2 separate regions of the Mus musculus genome follow, and region 2 is linked to region 1. The links are chromatin contacts, found by Hi-C or POLR2A ChIA-PET in ENCODE. All regions are on one chromosome and are shown on one strand. The core of a region is the stretch at or near the end of the contact, and the rest is flanking DNA. Distances in the headings are between cores, read along the strand shown. Region 1 holds the start of Eloc (elongin C). Region 2 holds the start of Jph1 (junctophilin 1).

Region 1 (3,792 bases), core at 903-3,402:
GTGAGTGCCAGGTCAGGCAGGGCTGGCTATAACCTTATCTGGCATATGTTCCAAGCATTTGTGTCCTTGGAATTTCCTGACTAGGTCAAGTTCACTCACACTTTAAGGCCCTTGCGTTTGCAGTGACTGCTGTGGGAAGCTCTTCCTTTAAACCTCCCTATGATGTTTCTAGCTCAAACATCAAATCCCAAGGGTCTTTCCCTGTCCAAGGTCTTATTGATGTATCCCCTCCCCCCACTTTCTTTTTTATTGAGGGAGAGTCAACAGGGCTTTACTGGACCTCTTGGTTGACCTGGAACTCTTGTCAATCCTTTGCTTGTTTGAGCTTCCTGAATATTCTGAATAAAGGTTTACAGGTTTCTGACATCATGCCTATTTCTACACCAAAAACTGTGTGTGTAAATTTTCAAGTATTGGATGTCTTTGTCTTACTGTACTTAGTAAACTATCAAAGCATTTGGAGTCTATTAACATATCAAAGCATACATGCAAAGACTTTCCTATTACATTCCAATCTGACATACACCCCTGCACAAAACCCCAATCTTTCCCTGAAGCAATAAGACGAAGATCTGCGCAATTTCTTAAGAACTTAGTATACAGAGAAGTAAACTATCACCTTGCTTCTATACCATTGCCTATGTACACTGCAGCATTCCTATCTTATCTAGCAATGAAGCAGATTTTCTCCATTTGAAATAGATACCATCTGGGTGTGGTGATCTACTCCTTCAATCCCAGTGCTTGGAAGCCAGAGGCATACGGGCCATGCAAGTATACATGGTCGAGTTTCAGGCTAGCAAGGGCTACAAGTCTCAAAAAAGAAATGGATTTTTTTAAAAAATAGCATTATGAGGTAATAAACCAACATTTCTTGTGTGTGTGTGTGTGATGCTGGAGAACCAGCCCAGGGTCTCTGGACATTAGGCAAACATGCTACATCAAATTACCGACCCAGTCTGGTAATTAGAGAAATATCATATGAAGGATGAGAAGCCATTTATAAATTAAATAGGGGGATGAAGATATGGAGTAGTGGCACACAAGAGTGCGGACTCAGTGTAGTTGAGGTCCAAGGTTAATCCAAGCAAGTTGAAAAGATAAGAGCCAGCATGGCGGCTACACCTTTAAAACTAACAACTGGGAGATAGGCCTGGTGGGCCACACATTTAGACCAGACGAGTTACTGAGTACAACTTCCATGTCATCCAAGAGTACTCAAAAAATTGATAAATAGAAATATAGAAACCCCAAATTACTATAAATTAACAAACATCCATGATATAAAACCACAACAGTTTACTCATCACTGAAGATTAAATCCACTTGTGAACTTCGACGGCTTAATAACACATAATATAAACGAGATCAAGTATTTACCATCTTAGACCACTTAACAGAAAATAAAATTCAATTTGGGACTAAGAAGCAGATCTGGTAGTATGGACCAAGTTGTAAAACTATTTCAATTGCTTTCTACACTAGAAAGTGCAGAGTAGGCATGCTTGCACTAAATGACAAAACTTTCATGCTCACAAAACTGAAGAGTTCCTTAAGGGAAACTAAATAAATGGGCACTGTACCTGGCACTAGATAACTCCTTTCAGGCAAAAATGAGAGGTAGATAGATGCACAAATGAGCCAATGTACCCAGCCAGGCAGAAATTACCCAAGTTGTCCAGAAGGTAAACTTTCTTTCAGGGTCCTATAGCTTAAAGCGGCGAGGGCTCTCTCCTGGGTCTAGCGACTGATTTTAACAGTAAAACAAATACAAGCGCACATGAGGTAGGCAAAACGGAAAAGCGATCCGGCTGCCATGCTCTTAACTCCACCCTCCCCGCGCTCAGCCTGGAGGAGGCCCAGCCAGCCCGCACCTCCTGTCCTCTCCCCTTTCCAGACCCACCGAGCTGAGCTAGTTAAGGTCCCGCCAAACTCCTCTCCCCTCCCCCAAGCCAGGAGCTGGGGAGGCCGGAGAGACTCAGAGCTTCCGTTCCTTCCCCGCCCAGACGGGAAGGGGTGAGCAGAGGGATAACTAAAGCATCCAGTCCCAGCCGCACTAACTCTCCTAGCGAAATCAGATCCCGATTCCCACCATAGCCCGACACTCACTAGCCAGTCCCGCAGCTACCGCAGCCGTAACCCCACGTACCGCCACAGCCCCTATTCAGGGCCGCCCCCCTCCCACCCCCAGCGGCCTACCCCTGTGGGTTCCGGGGCACAGAAAGGAATTACTTCCGTCGCGTCACAGCCGCTTTCTGTAACGCGCGGGAGACTGGTACCTGGCAAGGCCGAGACGCGATCTGCCGGTAACTTGCGTCTGGAGGAAGTGCGTTGTGGGCAGTAAAACAGGCCCATTTAAGAGACATCGCTACCAAATCCCAACCAATGAGATGCTAGGACTTCTTGGTTCCCAGAATGCAGCGCCATCCGGATCCAATTTCTGCCGAGAAAAGCTGAGCCGGCGAGGCAGCAGTGCATTCTGGGATATGTAGTTTCTTACAAGGTTTCGGCTAGTGTTTGGTCCGAAGTGACACTGCATCTTGGGACTTGTGGTTTTCTGTGTAGCGCTGAAATTTTTGATGTCTTTAAAGCTTGTCTCAACCTCTTTGTTTAAAGTAATACACATCAACGGGCATCTTAACAAGCTCCCAATGTGTTTGCCTCATTTCCTCTCTTCCCGATATAGGTCAGTGTTTACTGAAATATGCCACGCCCACCCGTCCAGTTCTCGCTGCCTATCACCATTACTTAAATCAGGGCCCATTATTTCTGCTCCTCACCTCCCCAGTTCCACGCCCCCCTCAACCAAACCTTTTCATTGGCTTTTCCGTGGTTACCTAGGCACCTTTCCTAGAAAGCTGAAAAGCAGCTCAGTTAAGTTTCCTCTCTGCTGTTTTCATGGAGTGGGCTTGAAAACCTAGATTCAAGATACTCAGTTAATCAGTCGCAGCTGTGTAATAGTATCCCACAAAAGGAAGTATAGTATGTATGTGCTATTTGGAATTTCTGAAACTTCTCAAAGGGTTTTGTTTTTGAATTTTTGAGACAGGGTATTTCAGTGTTACCCTGGAACTACGAGTCCCAGACTAGCTATGTATTTGGGGACAATTCTATCTCCTTCCTTAGCCATCAGGCACAGTAATTTCCCTATGTAATCCTTGGCTGCCCTCCAACTCCAATTTATAATTCTGTTTCAGCCTCAAAGTGTTGAAACGACAGGTGTTGCCTACCATGGGTTGCTCTGAAAGTGTTTGTCTGTTTGTTTGTGTTTGTGTTTTTGCTTTATTTGATTTGGCAGCTATGTATGCTTTTATGGAATTGAAAGCAAAAATATAGCTGCGGCCTTGAATTAATTTTCAAAGGCTTTGGAGAAATAATGAAAGTGTTTTGGTTGTATCCATAATTCAAAGTAGTTTCATAGTAAAAGAGGCATTTGGTAGCAGAAGATAAAACTAAAGAAAAAAATATGAAAAAACTAAGTGAGACCTGAGTCTCCCTTTAGGCAGTAAGGGTGGGCCCGACTTCCATCGTATATCTTGACTAAAGAACCAAGGATAGGTTCATGCGGCTGGCTCAGGATTCCGTTGGTTTGTTTTAAGATTTATTTGTTTGCTTTTTAAATTTTATTTGTTTTTTTTTCTTTTTCTTTTCTTTTTTTTTTGTTTCTGTTTTTTGTTTTGTTTTGTTTTTGTTTTTGTTTTTTTGAGGCAGGGTTTCTCTGTATAGCCCTGGCTATCCTGGAACTCACTCTGTAGACCAGGCTGGCCTTGAACTCAGAAATCCTTCTGCCTC
Region 2 (3,792 bases), core at 928-3,427, 440 kb after region 1:
TTAAAATAAGGGCTTTAAAATGATCATATTAAAAAAAAAACAACTAAATTTTTACGGTTGAACACAGTATTTTGTTATATCAGAGCTAAGGCTTCCAATAAAATCCAGAAACAATATTTGTAAGGCTGTCAACCAAGGCATATTGTGGTTCTGAAGAGTAAATGGCCCTGTTAAACTATCAAGGCACTCAGGGCTCAGCCCAAAGAAAAGTACTAAGATCTCCCCCCTCCCACCCCCCCCCCCCAATCCATGAGAACCATATCCTTATTTATACTGCAGGGCCAAATGGTATTAAAAAAAAAAAAAGCAAATCCTACCATTCTGCTGTTTTGCATTTGAAACACAGCCCAAGTGTTCTGAGCAAGTGAAGTGTACAAATTGTATAAGCTTTTATATAAGCAATAGCATAACGGAATTTCAGTGGGCTGGAGAAACTTTTAATTGGATCCCTTTAATATCCTCCAACTCTGAAGCAGCTTAATTTCAAAAGGTGACATCCTATAATCCTTTTCAATTAAATATGACTATGTTTATTATCAGAAAATAGTCTTTGCCCAAACATAGCCCTATTCATCTCTCCCAGCTTTGTCTTTAAAAAAATTAATCAACTTTTGACCCCTGTTTCACTAATGTATGCTTTCTTAGCGGAAAAAAAAAAAAATGAACCCGTTCCTATAACATACAGAAATTATAAGGCAAACATTGTTAAATCACAACCAGGCTTACTTTTTAGGCCACACCCCTAATGTATATCCAGGATATAGCATACTCTTTAACCTTTTTAAATATTTAATGGAAACTCCGTCCATTTTTCCTAAAGCATTTTCTCAAGATCTCCAGGTCAGCAAAGATTACAGTTCTTCTGATTCAAAAGTACTTTAAGGAGCCAAGTGAAAGTTAGGGAGAAAATTAGGAATGCCGCTTGCTTTGGGCAGTTGCTCTGCTGCCTGTAACTAGGACTCTAGAAAATACACCCTCAATAAGGTCCAATTCCCCAACATCCTACTTATGGGGTTCTGGCTTCTATCTTTAGGCTAACTGGAGGGCCAGAAGCGAAATACGAGACTCTACGTGAAACCAAACCGCGCGGCGGTCAGCACCGACCGGCAGCCACACAGCTCAAGACGTCCCTCTAACTCCTCCGGAGTGGCGATTTCAAACCCGGCCTGGAGAGGGAGGGATCAGGAATGTAATGTGACAGGCTCAAGTGACAGTGTCCTCTCTCCTGCCCAGCCCTCCCGGGGCAGCGCGGCTCTGGGCCCCGGCCAGGTACCTGCACGCCTAACTCCCGGGGTATGGACAGCCTACCCGCCCGGGGAGCCGCAGACACTTGCGACCCAGCCGCGAGACCAAGTGGTCTCCCTCGAAATGGGGAGGAGGGCGAGAGGGAGGGTAGACTCCCCAGATGTTTTGGCGGGTTTCCGGACACGTGCGTCTCGCGTCCTCCCCACGTCCCCGAAGCCAGGGAAGAGCCCACCGCGTCAGCCCTCGGAGACTCCCGAGATGCCGCTCACCTCCATCCCCGTAGGTCTCCACGCCGTACCCGTCCTGCAGCCCGTTACTCCAGGTCCCCTCGTAGCGGGCGGGGGTGCACAAGCTCTGCCGGACCCCGTAGCGCCCCTTGAAACCATGTGACCACTCCCCCCGGTACATCCACTTGCCCTTCGTCTCCACCCCCAGCCCGTGCCGCTTGCCCTGCGCCCAGTAGCCCTGGTAGGTGTTGCCGCTGGGCCAGGTGTAGACTCCAACCACCTCGAAGCCGTGCGACCAGGAGCCAGAGTACTCGCCCTGGCCCTTGGGCCCCGTGCAGATGCCATGCCCGTGCGCCTTGCCCTCCTCCCAGCCGCCGCAGTAGGTGCCGCCATCGTCGAAGTCGAACCTTCCGCCCGTCATTCGGGGGGCAGCCCCGGCGCGCTCCTCGTGGGGGCACAAACGTGGGCAGAGCTGGGCACCGCAGGGTGTAGCTCCGGGGTAGGGGCCCGTCGGGCGAGCTCACGACTGCGCCCCGGGCAGCTCGCACCGCCGATCGGCTCCAGTCCGACGCCGCCCCCGTCTTCCCCTCCTCTTTCGCCGTCGCCACCGCCGCCTCTCTCCCTCCTCCTTCGCCGCCGCCCCGGCCAGCGCCGCGCGCGAGAGGACAGCCCAGTCTCCAGAGCGGACTTTCAGCTGCTCCCACCCGCCCACGTGAGCCGGGCACCGCCCCGCGCCCGCCCCTAGTCCCCTCCCTGGGCGCGGAGGCCCGGCCCCATGACACGCCCGCCCGCACGCCCGCCCGCCGGGCCCTGCCCCCAGCCCGCGGAGCCGAGCTTCTCCTCCGGCTGCTTGGCGCGCGAGCTCTGGGCACGTGTGTGTCTGCGGAGTGGGCTGTGACTGGGAGGGCCAGTGTACTCTGAGACGTGAGACGGTCAAGCCTGCGGATAAAGGTGCGGCTGCCTGTGCTGGGGACCTGCTCTTTGCTGCTGGAACCTCCAGCTTTTCAATTGTGTTTAGTCTTCTACAAGTGAGGCCACCTGTGTGATAGAGTGACAACTCTTGTGTAGGTGGGTGGTGGTGGTGGTGGTGGTGGTGGTGGTGGTGGTGGTGGTGGTGGTGGTGGTGGTGGTGGTGTGTGTCTGCATAGGGTTTGTAGTTGCATTTTTTCCCCCAGCATTCCAACTTGAGCTCTGTTGGATTTGTCATGCGCAGCTGTCATCATGAATTAATATGCTCCAAATATATGTCTGCATGTGATAAATCTGTGGCAGCCTAGATATAATTGTGCAGAATGTTCTTTTACACCTACCCATTTCAGGGCACATGTGTTTGCATTTCTTTTCATGAAGATTCCAAGAGAGGCAATGCAGTTTGAAAGAGCATGGGCATGAGTTGTTTGGGTTTTATTTGTAGAAGTGATGGGCTTTGTAGCTGGCATTGCAGGAACACAGGGCATTGTCTTTTACATTCCAGCCTGTTCCCTCATCTGTTCTCAGCTTTAGAAATGCTACATCCTGGAGCTGTGCACCCAAACAGGCTTAGTCTGTATGTATTGCTTGAGTGCCTGGAATGCACACCTGGGACCTCTCCACTGTCGCCCACTGTTTAGAAAAGAAAACACAGTTTTCAAGGAGAAATATGGTAAGTAAAGCACTCTGCTAATGTAACAAAGAAGCCATGAACTTCTAAACACAGGACAGGTGTCAGCTGATGCACTCTCCTGCAGCAGCACTCACTGCCTTGTTGAACTCACTTCAGATACCTCCTCTAAACTTTATCTCCATTTTCTCAATGGAAATACCCTCCCCTTTCTGTGTTGGGGAAAGACTTGGTGTATTTCGATGGTAGTACCCGTAAAGTCAAGAATTGCTAACAGGATAGTTGAATCACATACTACAGCCTCTTTTAGGAGTGGCATTGATCTCTCCTTGCCTTCACAGTGCCAGTGGAGGAAGTCTTTTCCCCAGGTCACAAGCCAGGGTCTCAGAAGGACTCTCAGATTGTGCATTCCTGCTGTTCCCCAGGCTGAGAGGACAAAACAGGTGAGCACTTGGGCCTCTCACTAGGTGGCTGATAATCAGATAAAAACCCTAAAGGACAACTGTCAAAAGGAGAGCAAGAGAAAAGGATTCTTTCCTGAGCATAATTCCTTCTCTCAGAACTGGAGCTGTCCTTTCCTGCTTATCTGTGTAAATGACAGAAAGGAAAAACGAAGACAAAACAAAACCAACAGAAAACCCCCAAAACCCCAACTCTGTTTACACTGAGCCAAATCACCAAAAAGAATTAGAACCCCTCGCCCATGGCACTGCTTGTGAA

What was found. Hi-C counts contacts between places; a loop is a spot of excess contacts on that map. ChIA-PET counts read pairs that join two places held with the same protein, here RNA polymerase II (POLR2A).
Region 2: a loop to region 1 is called in a map of heart, with 2.3 times the contacts of the local background. The contact joins the promoter of Jph1 here to the promoter of Eloc in region 1. A Hi-C loop is called at or near these places in 1 of 37 maps with a recorded cell type or tissue (heart). POLR2A ChIA-PET finds 5 or more read pairs at or near these places in 3 of 5 experiments (all embryonic stem cell).

The regions. Positions count from the first base shown.
Region 1 is chr1:16,654,713-16,658,504 of GRCm38, forward strand. Eloc (elongin C) reads right to left here and starts at 2,153. Exons shown (of 4, transcript NM_026456.4): 1 at 2,110-2,153. D030040B21Rik (RIKEN cDNA D030040B21 gene) reads left to right here and starts at 2,840. Exons shown (of 4, transcript NR_037998.1): 1 at 2,840-3,792.
Region 2 is chr1:17,095,712-17,099,503 of GRCm38, forward strand. It overlaps Jph1 (junctophilin 1), which reads right to left and starts at 2,178. Exons shown (of 5, transcript NM_020604.2): 1 at 1,515-2,178. The coding sequence starts at 1,893. Gm46085 (a long non-coding RNA gene) reads left to right here and starts at 2,122. Exons shown (of 3, transcript XR_001778833.2): 1 at 2,122-2,540; 2 at 2,970-3,114; 3 at 3,414-3,792. Gm31982 (a long non-coding RNA gene) reads right to left here. Exons shown (of 4, transcript XR_865203.2): 4 at 2,862-3,074.